Linked DNA regions of Homo sapiens: region 2 is linked to region 1. Evidence: chromatin loops called from intact Hi-C (ENCODE). Cell type or tissue: HCT116. All regions are shown on one strand. Links, peaks and the distances in the headings refer to the core of each region. The heading gives the core; the rest is flanking DNA.

Region 1 (8,323 bases), core at 156-8,155:
CCAGAGAGGGGGGGGTGGGTGTCTCTCTCTAATAAGCGCTAATGGAGTCCCCTCTGCAATCCTGAAGTGAATGTGGATCAGAAAGACATATCCGTGCCCCAAGTGGGCTGGCCCCTGACCCAGCCTAGAGGGCATAGGACACAGACAAGTGGGGGAGGTTCCTTCCCTTCCAAGCTTCCCTGGACTACCAGTGTTACCCTGTCCTTAATCTGCCTCACACCCCTTTCAGGCAGGAAGTTCTTTCTGGAGTCTTTCCTAAGTCCCTCTTGCTGCAGATCAGCCTAGGCTCAGAGCCTGAATAGGGCCAGGAGTGGAAGAGTGACTCCCATGCCACACTGTCTCTGGAGGGTTGGGAGGAAGGCATTGTGGGGATCAGTCATCCCACCACCCACCAGCCAGCAGCCATCATGCCCCCACCTCATCACCACCCCCCAGCCAGCCATGCAGACTCCACCAACATCCTTGTATCTGAGAGTCCTGGGAGCCCTGATTGTGACTCTTTTTTTTTGAGATGGGAGTCTCCTACTGTCACCTGGGCTGGAGTGCAATGGTGCCATCTCGGTTCACTGCAACCTCCGCCTCCCAGGTTCACGCGATTCTCCTGCCTCAGCCTCCCAAGTACCTGGGATTACAAGCGCATACCACCACGCCCAGCTAATTTTTTTTGTACTTTTAGTAGAGACGGGGTTTCACTATGTTGGCCACGCTGGTCTCAAACTCCTGACCTTGTGGTCTGCCTGCCTTGGCCTCCCAAAATGCTGGGATTACAGGGATGAGTGAGCCACCACGCCCGGCCTGATTGTGACTCTCTGGCTGTCCCTGTGCTGCCAATGGAACACACAGTCACATTCAGGCCTGTACAGCCTGTGGGGAGCGCAGTAAATGTTGGTGGCTGATGTCACACGTGTGCACACGAAGCTGGCAGAGGGCCACCTGCATGCAAGCTGCCATTAACCAGGAATATCCTCTCCCCTGCCCCCCCTACATACAGCTCTTCCACTGGGGAAGAGGATCTCCAGCTGGGAATATCTTGACAGACGAGGCTGTTGTGAGTGTGTGTCTGCATGTGTGTCCTCTCCAGGGAACCTTGATCCCTGCATAGGGACATGTGTCCCCCAGCATCGGCGTGTCTCTCAGGTTCCGCGTGCATGTGTGTGTGTGCGCGAGCATGTATCCAGCAGGCCCATGTGCATGTGTGCGCGCCTGTGCTCATGCACGCCCCCCCTCCCGCTGTCAGCCGCGCTGATGACATTGGCGCAGAGGAAAGTGATGACAAATGCCCGTTATCAGCGAACGAGGCCGATGACAAATGGGCGGGCGCCCGAGCAGCCCCATTACGCTGTAATAACAGAAGATGGATGGCCTGGAGCCCCCCCACCCCCACCCCGTGCCGGTAACGGGAGCCGATCCTGCTCCGCCCGCCCCGGGAGGGAGCCCAGCCGCTGCCGCCGGGCCGCCAATCACGTCGGGGCCCAAGACGCCCAGACCGAGGAGCCGTGAAACCACGCGGCCCTTCTCGGCGGAGGAACAAAGCCCTGCGCTCAGCGGCCGCAGGGGGCTCACCGGGCGTCTGGCCTGCCTGCGGCCAGGACGTGCAGCTGTGCACACACATGGCCTGCACACGCGCCAGGCGCCTATATCCTTGTACGGTGCACCCGCAGCACTTGTTCAGGCACAACCCTGACCTCATGGGACCATGCACACATCCTTTTGTGTCACGCACACACATACATCTGCCACCAGACCTGGGTATACACCCGCCAATGTAAATCCATGCACACACCACCGTGCACACCCGTGTACCTTCAATTCTTACACAAGCCTACAGAAACCACTATGTCCATACACATGTATGCGCCTAACATGATTGCTCATGCATAGATATGGAAATATGTATACATATAAGCAGAAATGCTTGCACATGAACACAAGCCCTACACACTGCTCTGTGCACACAATTCAGGGTGTCTAAACACCCACACACATGTAAAAGATGCCCACAGCTGCATCAACAAGTATTGACTGAGTCATACCATGCACCTGTCAGTTAGGTGCTGGGGCAGTTATAATGATGAAGGTAACACCATCCCTGTCTTCTAGAATCTTAAGTTTATGGGAGTGGGCAGATGAATGGCTGTGAGTGAAGGCAGAAAGTTGCTATGTGCTTTGACCCAAATAGTTTGTGATATAAGATTTACAACTGGAAAATCAGGACAGTCTTCCTGGAGGAGGTGGCTAAAGGAGGAGTGAATTTTTTAGAGGAACTGAATTCTGAACAAAAGGTATGGAAACGGGGAAATGTAGGGAGTGTTTGAGGACAAGAAGTCTAAGAGGACAGGAATCCAGGTGAATGGCATTGGTTGAGTGTGGTGGGAATGAGACTTCTCAGACAGACTGGGACTGGGAGGCTGGAAGCCAGGAGGCAATCGAGGAGGGTGGAGCCTGTCCACCTGAGAGACCCATGAGGCCTGGGCTAGCCTAAGACCCGTGAGGCCTGGGCTAGCCTAGAAAGGAAAGGAGAGGATCAGGAAGTCAATGAACCAGAGAGTAAGCGGGCGGGAGGCGCCAGGCAGGCTGACTTGACAGGACCCTGCACTTACACGAGCCCCATGCCTGATTGTACATTCTACTGTCTCTGTCTTGAAATTCTAATTTTTTATTAAGAAGCTCCTTGTTTTCATTTTGCACCAGGCCTTGAAGATTATGTTGCCCATCCTGGATCCTGAGGTTTCCAGGCTGAGCTAGTAAGACAGGCCAGCAGGAGTAGGTTTGGGAGAGGAGCTGGTGAGTTTGATTTGGGACGGGGGGTATGTGAGAGGCTGGAAGTGGAATGGGGGTTGAGGAGACAGGGGAAGATTCCATGTCTCCGTCCACAAAGTGAGAATTGCTGCCTCGCATCTGCCAGCGCCCAAGTCCACTTCTATTCTGCAGTGAGTCCGCGCCCCACCAGAGCCCTCAGACATACCTATCCTGTGCGCGCGCCCCTTGCTAGAATACAGCACTCGCAAGCTCCCAGTGTTGCCCCTACATTCTCAGGGCCTGACACATGGTAGCCACTCAGTACCTGTTTGTTGAATGAATAACTGTATTCATGAATACATGTGCACATATGAATCCACATACATACTCACGGGGCATCCATTGTCCCCACCACGAAGGGTACCTGCACGACCGAATATCTTCCCCTATCCCACTGTCACTGCCCCACACTTCCTCCAAGACTTTTCTGTTACCCTGTGTCTAACCTGGGGGCGGAATGCCCTTGCCTCAGTGGCCCTCTCATTGGGTGTCTCCTTTGCAGGCAGAGTTGGGCAGGAGTTAAGGAGGAGCAGAGAGCGGGAGAAGGCCAGGACCCGGGGGAAGGTGGGACAGAATAGAGGCTATGACTGAATTCCAGTCTCAGCTCCTCCCTGGCTTCTCTCAGCTCAAACTTCTTCATCTGCAAAATGGGGATGGCAGGCAGAAAGGCATTCACACGGACACCTGGCTGCTGACACCGAGATAGAGTAAATCGAGGCAGGCTTTGAGAAGGCTGCTTCCCTACCCCCAACTCTGGGTTCCCTGCGGTGTTGAAAGTGGATGAGGGGCCCAGGGGATGACCCAGGTGATCTCAAACAAGGGGAGGGAGGCTGGCACTCCTGAGAGGAGGAGTGGTCCACTCCCAGTAGAAACCAGATGATACAGGAACTGAGACCCCAGCCAGTGCCTTGTACAACCCACATACAAGCAGGCACAGAAATGAGGTGGCCCCCAAAGACTACAGTAAACACTCTGACCTCAGGTAGCTTGGGGTGGGAGGAGGCAGAGGACACCAGAGAGAGGGGCCTGGGGAGGGAGCCCGGTGGAGGGGGGTGGGGGGCACCAGGGTTCCTCTGCCAGGGTACCCTGCCTTCCAACGGCAAGGACTGCTCCCTCCCCCCTCAATCAATGCTGGCTTCCCAATATGAGAATGGAAAAGGCGTGTGTTCCCAGGAACCCCCACCACCCCCACCTGTCTCCTTCACCTTCCTGTGACCCATTTTGGGTCTCTCCAATGTGTTCTGGTCACGCCTCTACCCCAACCCCCACCCCCATTGCAGCGGTGTTAACCATCACCTCTCAGACCTGTCAGGAGGTCCTTGGGAAGCCCCCAGCAAGGGGACTGCAGTGAAAGGCACCAGGATGAGAGGGGAGATGCCGGCAGGCAGGGGATGGGCCGGCTAATGGGCCTCGTCCCTCCTCCCCTCACCAGTTCACTTCTTCTGTAGCGTTATTGACCTGTCATTAGTTATCCGTCCAAGGTCGACGGGCCTGGCCCAGCCATAAATCACGGCGGCTGGAGGTGGGCTACAGGCGGAGCGATGGTCCCTGGGATGCAGTCCAGAGCTCAGCCCCCAGCTCAGCCCGGGAGGAGGCGCAGACGGCCTCAGCAAGTCTCGGAAGAGCTTCCCCGGGGGAGCTGGGCCCGCTTTCGTGTCCACGCATCCCGGCCCTCCTCCGCGAACCTTCTCAACTTCCCCACGGTGCTCCAGGCAGCCCCTCCCTCCGTCTCTCACGCCTTTCTCCTCTCCCCATCTCTTTCTTCTCTCAGGCTCTGCCTTCAAGGTGGGCGGGGAAAGAGGGATGGGGTGGGGACCTGGGGAGGTGCTGGTTCCCGCCCACTCGGTGTTCTCACCCCACCTGATCTCCCAGTTTAGAACATCCAGGATCAAGGACAGAACACACCCACGGGGAAACTGAGGCACAGAGCCCTGACCAGGGTTGAGTGTGGGGAATGGGGTCCCACCGGATTCAGCACCAAAGTCACCAGTCCCAGCTCCGCTGTCTCAGCTCCCGGCGGGGTGACGGGGAGGCTCTACCCCCTTCGAAGGGCACGCCAGGCCCCTTCGGGCCGCCTCCTGCAGAGAGGAGCGGGGGCTCGCGCTGCAGCAGCGCAGTGGGGACCCTTCCGCCCCACCCCACTCCACCCCACTCCACTCTCACGCCCGAGATCGGAGAGAAGCCCGGCCGCGGGTTTCTTGCCCCGCACCCACCGCACCCTCAACCACACCCCACCCAGGCCTTCCGCGCGGCCGGACCTCTTCGCCGGTCCTCGCGCGCCCTCTGCTGGCGGCTTCCAGGAAGCGCGCCCGTGGCCCCCAATACCCGCCCCGCCCCCAGCCAGGCCCCGCAGCCCGGCAGGCCCCGCACCCGTCCCCAAGGACGCCCCACGGAGCACTCCCCATCCCGCCATCCCCGTTTCAGTGCGGCCGCTCCCATTTCGGATCCCAGAGGCCCGTTTGTTCCCAGAGGGTGGAGGGTGTTAGGATCAGGAAGGCAGAGCCTGAAGCTAGAGTGGCGAGTGAGGCTCCTCCCTGCGGAGCCCGAGGGGCATCTGCAGCCCGAATTTATTCTTCGCAGGGAGGTAGAGAGGGGACATCTCCTTGCAGACCGCCCCTCCGCTTGGTGGTCCTGAGGCTCCCGTGGGCACAAGGTAAGGGAGAGCCAAGGAGGCCCTCAGGTGGGTGGACCCTGGTTCTCAGAGTCTCTGAGGTGGGAAGCTGGCGCTCAGGACTGTTGCCAGCAGGAAGGGGAAGAGCATGGCCTCTGGGTTCTCCTCTGGGGCCACGCCCGAGGGCCCTCGGCTCCCTCCCCGTTAGGCAGCTCGGGAGGAAGGGGAACAGGCCGGGGGATGATCCCCTTACAAGGTGCTGTCTGGCTGACAGGTAGGGAGGGTAGCTCGACCAGAGGCTATGCTCAAACTGGCCCCAAAGTGCTCCACAGAATGCTGGGTCCAAGGTCAGGATGATGAGGGAGGATTCCTCAGCGGACGCCTGGAGCTGTGGGGAGGCGACGTCTCAGGCCAGGCGAGGCCCCCATCAGGCCCTGAGGTGGAGTTGGCATGGGGACAAGTGAGGCATGTGTGGGCTGTGGGGCCGGACCGGGTGTGTGCAGGGACATGAGGCCAAGGGCTGAGGGGAAAGGGTCAGGTGTGTGCAGGCCCGCTGGGGCCATGGGGGACAGGGCAGACACGTAGGGATGTCTGTGAGCTACAGAGCCCGGACCCCTGCCTCCAGCAGGGCTGTAGCTTAGGAGTGCTCAGGCATTGGAGCCCTCGACACCACTAATTCCCAAATGGAGGTGGAGAGGTCAGGAGACCCCACCTCAGGGCAAGCGGGCGACTGCTGATTCCAAACCCCAGGCTTCAGGGCCGGGGACTGTGTCCTTCAACATCAGCACAGGAACCCTCCACAGACTGAAAAGCTCAGGCTCCTTGCTTCAGATAAGGGGGAAGGAGGGAAAGAGGTTAGGACAGAAAGCCCAGTTACATTTGGGATGGATCGAACCAGTCCCAGAGAGGAGCCAGGAAAACCAGCTGGGCTTCCCAGGTCACACAGATCTGAGCTGAAACCCAGCTCTGTTCTTCATATGGTGTGTGACTTAGAACTAGTAAATGAACCTCTCTGGGCCTCACTTTCATCATCTGCAAAATGGGGATAATACAACTATCAGAGGGCTGTTGGGAAGCCTACATGATATAATCCATGTGCAGAATGGGTTAAGGGTGGACTGGCCAGGCTCAGGAGTCAATAAATGACGGTGAAACTCTGCTGAAACAAACCAGAAATAGGGTACAGCTAACTCCTCACTGGAGGCTCCTTTCATAACCTGAAAAATGTGCCTTGGTCTTCTCCAACCTCCATAGAAGCTGTTGCCTTCTATCTAGTAGGAATCAAAAACATCTTTGGCCGGGTGCGGTGGCTCACGCCTGTAATCCCAGCACTTTGGGAGGCCGAGGCGGGCAGATCATGAGGTCAGGAGTTCGAGACCAGCCTGACCAACATGGTGAAACCCTGTCTCTACTAAAAATACAAAAATTAGCTGGGCATGGTGGCATGCACCTGTAATCCCAGCTACACAGGAGGCTGAGGCAGGAGAATCGCTTGAACCCGGGAGATGGAGGTTGTAGTCAGCTGAGATCGCGCCATTGCACACTCCAGCCTGGGCAACAAGAGCGAAACGCCATCTCAAAACAAACAAACAAAAAACATCTTTTACTGGCACCAATCCAGGCACCATGAATATATACATTTGAAAAACTCTGGTTTGGGAGGAGGAAGGGAACTCTGGTTTGAAAGGGCATCAGATTAGCCTGCCTGGAGTGCCCACAACCTAGAAGGCTCTACCTGAGCCAATGCCACAGAAACTCCTCTTGTCAAGGACCCACTCCTGTGAGAGGGAAGCTCACTGCTTACCACGCAGGGGCCCAGACTCCACCTGGGCAAGAGTCACAAATGTAAATGCTTACAGGGTTCGGTCCCAGTTACAGCAGTAGGGAGTGGTGAGGACTTTGGGTCCAGTCAGTTACTACCATGTGGGAATATAGGGGAAGGATGGCATTAGGACAGAGCACCCAGCCCTCTCCCAACTTCATCCCCTGCCCACCTCCTAGGAGCTTCCTAAGACACCCTTCCCCTAGGCCCTATGAGTCTGTTTCCTACTGCTGCATAACAGATTATCACAAACTCTGCCCCTTAAACCAACACCAACTTATGATCTCACAGTGCTGTAGGTCAGCAGTCTGAGCAGGCTCAGCCCAGTTCTCTGCTTAGGGTCCCACAAGGCTGAAATCCAGGTGTTGCCAGCCTGGGCTCTTCGCTGGTGGCTCTGGGAAAGGCTGCATCCACACACATTCTTGTTGCTGGTGGAATTCAGTTCCTTGTGGCTGTAGGACTGTTTCCCTGCTGGCTGTCAGCCAGGGCTGCTTTTCAAGGATGCTCTCTGGCCTTTCTCCTGCTTCAAATCTCTCTGACTGCCCTTCTGCTACCAGCCAGAGAAAGCTCTTTGCTTTTAAAGAGTTCATGTGATTAGACTAGGTCCTTTTGCCGTATAATGTGACATGACCACATGAGTGACACCTCATCACAGTCATACCCACACTCAAACGGGAGATAATCCAAAGGCAAAGATAACTGGGGGTGATCCTTTGAATCCTGCCCAGCACACTTAGCTTCTGGGGTGGGGTGGAAGCATGCCTTACTCCTAGGTCCAGCCCTCCTGACCTCTGAGAGACCTTGAACCAGGGCATATCCCATCTCTGGGCCTCAGTTTCCTCTTTTATAAATGGGGTAAGGGGGCTGGATGGCATCTAAAATTCCTCCCAGGTCCCAAATACTAACTGTGACACAGGGGATGGGGAATTCAGATCCCTTGACTGGGGGGCCCCACTGACCATGGAAGAGCAGGACTGTGTTGCCCTCCAGCAGCACCCCCATCCCAACCTCCCACAGGGCCTTGCTAGGGACAGCAGGATCGGTGACAGCCACACAGCACAGCAAAGGTGCCCAGCATAAGGCGGCCAGCT
Region 2 (8,323 bases), core at 114-8,113, 270 kb before region 1:
TGAAGATGGGCTTCTGGGAAGTCATTCCTCCAGGAACATCTGCCCGATAAGCCATCAGAGAGGACTCAGGGAAATGGGGGGTTGAAGGTACTGGAAAACGGAGCCACATATAATTCAACCATTTCTTGAGATTTGGAATCTGTCCTTTCTCTCTCCCCATGTAGAGGCCAGGTAGATGTAGGGTGCAAAGGAGAATGAACCTTTGAAAGGTGGCTACTCTGCTTCTGGGGGGCCAAGGAAGCCAGCAGGAGCTGGGAAGTTAAGGTCTAGGTGGAGAAGCCAAGCTTGGCAGAGGAGTGTTTCCAACTTTAGCAACAAAGCCAATCTGAGCTGTGTAACTGAGGTGAAAGTCACTTCACCACTCTGGGCTTCAGGTTCCTCATCTGTAAAATGAGAAAAAATAAGATTTCTTTCCGTTCTAGTTTCTGTGATTCTAAACCGATGGGTGAGTGTGATTGGAGAGCCCAGGTTTAGGATGAAAGAAGGAATTTCAGGGCTGAAGATCCAGATTCTTACAAGAGGGATGAACAGAGGTAATTGCAGGGCCAGCGGGGCCTGACATTCATCAGAGGACTGTTGGTGGCTGGGAACCTGCCAGGGCCAGGACAAAACAGAGCATAAAATCAGCCCGACCCTGGGGCAGAGAGAAGGCAGGGATGGATCTAGAAAGCATGCTACCTAAATTGTTTCAAACTCAGACTCTTTGCTCAGAATCTGGCTCATACAGCCCAGAGATCATGGGTAGAAACTCCAAGTGGCCAGGCAGGTGTCCATCAGCCTAAGCAACATAAAATCTGTGCACTCTCACGTTCTGTGCTTTAGAAGGGAATGAGTGGGAGGTGAGGGTCTTTGCTTTGTTTCCCCAGAGTTTCCTAATACGGTTTCCTGCTTGAGAAATGTTAGCATCACCTTGGCTGGATGGAGAGGGGATCAGGGCGCCCCTAGTGGTGGAGGCTGGTGGTTGGCAGAAGCGGCACCTCCTTAAGACTTCACTAGAGGAGCACGGGATAAAGTGTGAAGCAGCTGGAGGGAGGCCGAGGGGCACAGAGCCTAATGGAGGCAATCCCTCCGCCCTGTTTTGACTCAGGGCAAGATGAAACAGGGCAGGTGGCCAGGGAGAGTTGGAGCAGAAAGCTGCCTTGGAGGATAAATGCCTAGAGGGAAAAGACTAGAAGCCCAGAGCACAGGCAGCCAGCAGGCAGCAGGCAGGGGAGGAGAGGTGAGAAGGGAGGGAAGATATCCCTTTCCACGGATGTGCCTTGGCCCCTGCCCAGGCAAAGAGGGGCAGATTTTCCGTCTTGTCCCAAGCCCCTGCATCTGCCACCTTGTTTACCTCCTGCCTATTTATAGTTGCAAATTCCAAGCCTGGCATGGGACTCTGCGATTTATATGACTATAAACCTTCAAAGGGCACTGAGGGCTGGCGGGGAATGGGTAAAGACAGGGGCAGGCCTCGCAAGGTCAAAATACTCAGTCTCCCACCCCCACTGTCCTGACATCCTACCTCCTCACAACAGGTTGAAAGGCCAGGCTCACGCAAATAAGAAAATGGGTAGGAAGCCACAGTCGCCGCTGACTCTTCCTACCCTAAGCTTGTCCAGTTTAGGATTTAGAGCAAGGCAGAGCATGTCCTGGGTCCTGGAACATGGTGGGGGAAAAGAAGAAAAACAATAGAGCAAAACAGAGAGAACCTGTTTTAGTCTCCCTGGCCCCTTTTGGGAGGGGGTAGGGAAGCTCAGTGTGGGAGAGTGGATCTCATCAAGGACAATTGAATTTGGAGAGAGTGGGTGAGTCCAGGCTTTCGAGGGAGAGGGGAAATTGGGATCAGCAGCCCAACTCCCACCTACCCCATCCACTTAACAGCAGAGGGGAAGAAGAATGAGACCTGGAGCACTCCTGGCCTCTGGCTTCCTTCTGGGGGTGCCTTTGGAGGCCTGAATGGCTCACCTCTTATTCAGAACAGGGTGCACTGGTTTACCCAATGCCTGGGTGCCCAGTCACCATGGAATTCTGCTAGCACTGCTCATAGGCCAGATCCTTCCCTTTAGAGGCACCCTCTCCTCAGCCTCTGGCTGACCCTCTGCTTCAATTCATCTCCCTTTCTATTTTCTCTGGACCTCCAGCCCGCCATGTGTACTCACGTTACCGCTCCCCACAAAGTGCCCCTTGCTTTGCACCTGTGCCCTCAGCTGACTATTACAGCCTCCTGCTCTGCTCTTCCCCTCAAGCCCACCACACTGGTCCCCACTCCACGATGTGTCATATGTAGCTCAGCTCTGTGTGTGCATGTGTGTGTGTGTCTGTGTGCACGTGCATGCATGTTTGTGGCTGCATGTGTAAGAATGTGCCAAACAGTTTTGAACATGAAGGAGGGGGGAACCCAGAATGGCTTTCTCCTTGACTTTTTTGTTGTTTTCCCATCAACCTCCAGTCTGCTGGACTAAGTCTAAGGACTTAGGGAGGGAAATGTCGCTCTTAGAGTCCATGTGACCCACTGGCCACTTCTGACCCTCTTTTACAGCCCCCCTCCCCGACCTCCACCATCTGGGGTCTCAAACCCCTCACCACTAGACTAAGCCTGGTGAGAGGCAGACAGAGCTGAGGGTCAGGGATTGCTCAGTTGGGATTGGTCCTCTGGCAGGGGAGGGCACTCAGTCAACAGAGACTCCCATCTGGCTTTGGGCTTGGTCTCGGCCTTGGGTAAAGTCATATAGGGAAAGGCGGAGGCCACAAGGAATGAACCAATTCTTGGTCTACTCCTCTCTCCTACCGTCCCAGCCCAGCCTATCCTTGGGGACAGGGATGCAAATGAGTAAGCCAAGTCAAAGTCCCTTCTCTAAGAAGAGAGACAGAGAATAGAGAAGATGTCACAGAGCCCCTTTTGCCACCTACTAGTCTTCTCTTTTTTTTTTTTTTTTTTTTTTGAGACAGGTTCTCACTCTGTCACCCAGGCTAGAGTCTACAGTGCAGCAGCATGATCATAGCTCACTGCAGCCTCTGCCTCCTGTGCTCAAGCAATCCTTCTGCCTGAGCCTTTTGACTAGCTAGAACTACAGGCATGCACCACCACATTTGGCTATTTTTTTCTTTTTTTTTGTAGAAACAGGATCTCACTATGTTGATCTGGCTGGTCTTGAACTCGTGGCCTCAAGCAATCTGCCCACCTCAGCCTCCCAAAGTACTCAGCTTACAGGCATAAGCCACTACACCGGTCTCATAGTGTATTTTTTATCTAGTGCTTTCTCTGTGGTGGGAGAGGGGGTATCAGGAGGCATTGTCAGATGTGAAGATGGTGTCTGGGATGCTTATTTTATTTATTATTATTTGTTTTGAGACAGTCTTGCTCTGTCGCCCAGGCTGGAGCGCAATGGCACTATCTCAGCTCACTGCAACCTCCGCCTCCTGGATTCAAGCGATTCTCCTGCCTCAGCCTCCTGAGTAGCTGGGATTACAGGCATGCACCACCACACTCAGCTAATTTCTGTATTTTTAGTAGAGATGGGGTTTCACCATGTTGGCCAGGCTGGTCTCAAACTCCTGACCTCAGGTGATCCACCTGCCTCGGCCTCCCAAAGTGCTGGGATTACAGGCGTGAGCCACCTCGCTTAGCCTGGAATACTTAACTTTATATGCCAACTTGACTGGGCTAAGGGATGCCCAGATAGCTGGGAAAACATTATTTCTGGGTGTGTCTGTGGAGGGAGTTTCTGGAATCAGTAGGCTGAGTGAGGAAGACTCACACTCATCACTGTGGGTGGGCATCATTCAATCTGTTGATGGCCTGAATAGAAGAAAAAGGCAGAGGGAGGGTGAATTTGCTTTCTGCTTGATCTAGGCCATCCATCTCCTCTTGTCTTATGATTTGACATTGCTGGTTTTGGGGACTTAAGACTTGGACCAGGACTTATACACCAGCCCCTCCCCGGCCCCCACAGTTATCAGGCCTTTGGGCTTGGACTGGAACTATACCACTCACTTTCCTGGGCCTCTAGCTTGCAGTCAGCACATCATGGGACTTTTTGGCCTCCATAATTGGGTGACTCAATCATTCATAATAAGTCCCTTTATCTACCTTCTTCCTTCCTACCTTCCTTCTTTCTTCTTTCCTTTCCTTTCTTTCTTTCTTTCTTTTTCCTTTCTTTCTCTATCTCTCTCTTTCTCTCTCTCTTTCTCTTCCTCTCTTTCTCACCTTCTCTCCTTGTCTGCTTCTTTCTCCCTTTCTTCTTTTCTTTCTTTCTTTTTTTCTTTCTCCTCTTTCTTTCACTCTTTCTTTCTATCTCTATCTCTCTCTTTCTCTCTCTCCTTCTTTCCTCCTCTTTCTTTCTTTCTTTCTTTCTCTCTTTCTCTCTTTCTTGGTCTGTTTCTCTGGAAAACCCTGACTAATACAGTGTATGAGGACCTGGGGAGAAATCGAGGACCTAGATGGAGGTGAGGTGCAGTGAAGAGAAGCCAGGAGGACCTGCAGAGGGGCTGGCAGCAGAGCAGAGCTCACCGTTATGCCCTCTCCAGAGGGAGGCAGCAGAGGACCATGGGAATTGCCCCATCCAGCATTAGCAGTTCAGTTCCCCTTGCTTCACTGTCTACCATGGAGCCCATATCTAGGGACTCACCTTGTTTGAATGTTTTTACACTTTTAGTCCCTGCCCCAAGGAGAGATGCCTTGGGAAAGTCAGCCCTGATTTAGTCCCTCCCAAGCTCCTCTCTTCATTCCTATGTAGAGGCTTCTCTCCTTTGTGTCTAGAACTTAGAGAACATACTTTTGTCCACTCCCCACCTCCTTACATTTCTCAACCTCCCCAGCTCCCTACCTCCTACACGCCCTTGGAGGCCATGATCCAGCCCAGATTCACTGCCCTGGAGAGGCCCGTATCTCTGCCCTGTGGCCATGCTGAGCCATGACTGTGACAACTAGACATTGTTAGCATCTGACCCCCATCATCCCTAGGGAGTTTCCAGTGAGGGCCCATACTCCTAATGTCTTCTTTTCCCTACCCCCATTTAGTCACTCACCAGGCCTACTTCCTGGATATGAGGACCAGGTCTGGCCCTGGAAGTGCACAGGGAGATGGTCCTGTGCTGGGGACCAGGCTAGCATAGGGGCAGCAGCTAGGTGGAGGAGTTCTGAGGTGTGGCCTTGAGTGCGATGAAAAACCAGTGCCTCATAGCCTAGTAACATTCCCCTCCCTGCCAACATGGCACCTCTGTGGTCCCTCAGCCTGGTTGGAAGTGGGGTGGTGAGGAGTTGGGGGGCACAGGTAGATGGAAGGTGGGGAATGGGGTGGGAGGGCACAGGTCAAGGGAACAAATATCTAATTTTTTCAAAGCTCAAAAACTGGAAGCAACCTAGAGGCTTCAAAGTTAAATCCTGGAGCAGAGAGAACATCTCCTGTGCATCGGGTAGAGGGAGCCAGGGACAGAATGGCCTTGGTTTGAGGATGATCTTATCAAAAAGGAAGCTAAGAGTGACCAGCTTTTTTGAGACCAAAGAGGGCCAATGGGTTCCTTCTGAACTCTTACTGGGATGGGAGTGGCTGAGAGAGCTGTAGACCTGAACCCTGGGGGGCACAGCTGAGATCCCAACAGAAAGGAGCCCATGTGTTAATAACCACTATAAGCCACGAGAAAGTCAGGGTCAGGGAGTGGTGGATTACTACTGGTCTCTCTTATCCAGTCTCCTGTCATTGACTCCAAGACATCTGGGTCTCAGAGAGTCCAAGATGCAAGGTAGGCAGCTACCTTACAGATCATCTGGCCTAGGACTCATTTTATAGATAGAGAAAAGAAGACTCAGAGGGGATAGGAAGGTGCCTGACTGTACCACCCACCATCTCAAGTCATCTATTAGCTTAGTTATAAGATCTCAGTTTGACCTCATCCTGTGGAACTCCAGGCTTACCTGCCTGCCCAATGGATTTGTCCCTAGATTAAGTTTCCCCTCCACCCACATTGTTGCTCTATGTTTGGACCCCTCCAGATAGGCCTGATGGAGGAGCCCTGATTGGAAAATTTCCCCTCCCCTTCCCTGTCTCAGAATATAGCTTCTTAGGGCGCTCCCTTTGCAACTTGAGATGTCACTGTCTTTCTATTAAAATGTCTTTTCCACTCTGCCTCTCCCTTTCTCTCGCTCTTCTCCAAACCCTACCCCCTCCACCCCCACCTGCCATCCCTTCTCTAGATAGAGCCCCAGAACTGCTGAGATGAATCTCTGCAGCTTTGTGGTTCTGGGCTGTGTTCCTGGTAATTGAGTTGTGCTCCCTAGTCATGATGGGGGAGGGTGGCAGTGGCTGCCGGTGGGTCCAGTCATCCTTCTGCTAGCTTAGCCCCTTCCACTGTGATCCAGCAGAGAGGGTGAGGAGGAGAGAGCTGGGGATGCTTCCTTTTCCCCAGCCCTCCTTCTCCAGCTCTCTGTCTCCCCCTCTCCCCCTCCCTGCTTCATCTCCAGCACAAATCACATGGTGACAGCCACATCCAACCTTTGGGGAAGGGTTTGTAAATGTGTCTTCCTTAGCTGTGATCTCCAAATTGTTCCTTTTATTGCATTTGTCACGGTGAAGATTAAAGTCCCTGGGTGGTCTGCACCACAAATCACAAAGTCTGCTCAGGGAGAGGCTGCAGGTTGGGAACTGATGGAGGGGTCTGGGCCCTGTTACAGGGTGTGCATGCATGTGTATACTCACAAACACCCGATCCCATGTGTGATGAGGATTTGTACTTAGGAATGGAAAGATGTGCTGCTGATATTGTCCTTCTGAGTTGTTAGCCCCCTTTATAAGCACAGTTTTTGACCTCTTCCTCCAGGCTGTCTTCCAGGATCTCCCTGCCCAATCTGTGGTTGGCATCATGGTCTACATTGCTCTTTCCCGTCTCTTCCATCAGTGGGGAGGGAAAGCTGTGGTCACATCAGAGATATTTCAGGATATCCCCCTGGATCTTTGGTCACATTGATCTCTAGATCTCATCCTGGCAGCCCTCTTTTTTTGAGACAGGGTCTCACTCTGTTGCCCAGGATGGGGTGCAGTGGCACGATCTTGGCTCACTGCGGCCTCAACCTCCTAGGCTTAAGCGATCCTCCTGCCTCAGCTCCCCCAAGTAGCTGGGACTAAAGGCGTGCACCACCATGCCCAGCTAAACATCCTGGCAGCACTCTGAATGGGTCAAGGGCAGTTTGGGCCCAGAGCTCCCAAGGGACTCACATCCAAGCCCCAGAAGAACAGCTGATCTTACCCTGTCCCAGCACCCCCATATCCTGACTTTCTTTCTCATCCTGAGACACAACTGGTTGCAGAGGGAGCACAGCTGACATGGAGGAAACACAGCTGAGGAACCAAGAGGACAAAAGCTCCCTTGTACATGTGCGCTGAAAACAGCCCCCTTATGAGGTGGGCTTCCTGCCTGTCCCTCATCCACATTCATAACATTCAAATTTATGCTGTAATCTCCACCGCTCCATATGTATGAGCCTTTGATGGGTGTTTGGGTTTATGGGATGCACCCGTCCCTCCATTCCCTCACCCGCCCACCGCCTCCAACCACTGCAAAGACGCTCGTACATAATTGACATCGGCAGATTCTTTCATTATACAAGATTTAGCATCTGCTCAGGGATCGCTCGCTCCTCACTCACCATAGATGACTTTTCCCCGCGTTTCCTATTATCAATTCAAATTAGCCCCATTTCCCCACCCGACCAGTGCAGCGTTTACACTTGACAGTGAGGAAACAGCAAGGCTATAATGGGCTCCTCAATTATTTAGGCCCAGGTAGGCCAGGACCCAGAAAGCCTTGACAAGGGGATATGCTGGGGTGGAGTCATTGTAGAGGGGAGGATAGGGCAGCAACTACCTGGTCCCTGTTTGGCCTTATAGCCCTCTACCCTCTCACTTTCCACCCTGGGACCCCCTTCCCCACCTCACACACATGTAGGTCTCTAAGGAGCAAGACAGTCCCTTCCTGCCCCCATCCTCAGCAGCAGCTCTCTCCCCTTCCATCCCATATTTGCTCCACATGAGTACCCAATGGGCCACTGGCATAAACCAAAGAAGAGGTCATTAGCACCTGCCGGGCTGCCCCTCCCCTGAAGACACCCCTGTCTGAAGGTTCATCTGTCTCCATGAAGGTGAGAGGTGGTGCCCCAGGATTTCAGAGATCAGTAGAAGAGTCAGAAATCCAGCTGCAGAGCCCTAGGAAGAGAGAGATAAAGCAGGCCCAGCTGACACATGAGACACACATCAGAGCCTGAGGGAGCCGAGAGTGTTGCCGCTGGGGCTTCGGGAGAAGTCACAGGCAAGAAGAACGGCTTGGGCAAGGCTCCCTCTCAGACCAC

Evidence for each region. Peaks named below come from ENCODE experiments on the same cell type or tissue, not always from the same donor. Only the 100,000 strongest peaks of a DNase experiment are listed, where the experiment ranks them.
Region 2: a loop joins it to region 1, with 4 times the contacts of the local background. A loop is called at or near these places in 47 of 110 quality-filtered maps.

The regions. Positions count from the first base shown.
Region 1 is chr10:101,565,298-101,573,620 of GRCh38, forward strand. No RefSeq gene overlaps it. Among named protein-coding and RNA genes, the nearest start is that of POLL, 19 kb to the right of the region's middle. RefSeq lists a silencer at 4,838-5,137. In HCT116, for the core only: CTCF peaks have their summits at 5,067 (motif pointing left) and 5,273; DNase peaks (open chromatin) are centred at 4,624 and 5,064; H3K4me3 peaks cover 1,723 bases; H3K27ac peaks cover 1,167 bases.
Region 2 is chr10:101,297,108-101,305,430 of GRCh38, forward strand. No RefSeq gene overlaps it. Among named protein-coding and RNA genes, the nearest start is that of LINC02681, 38 kb to the left of the region's middle. RefSeq lists enhancers at 1,061-1,130, 1,171-1,240. In HCT116, for the core only: CTCF peaks have their summits at 934 and 4,499; DNase peaks (open chromatin) are centred at 944 and 4,544.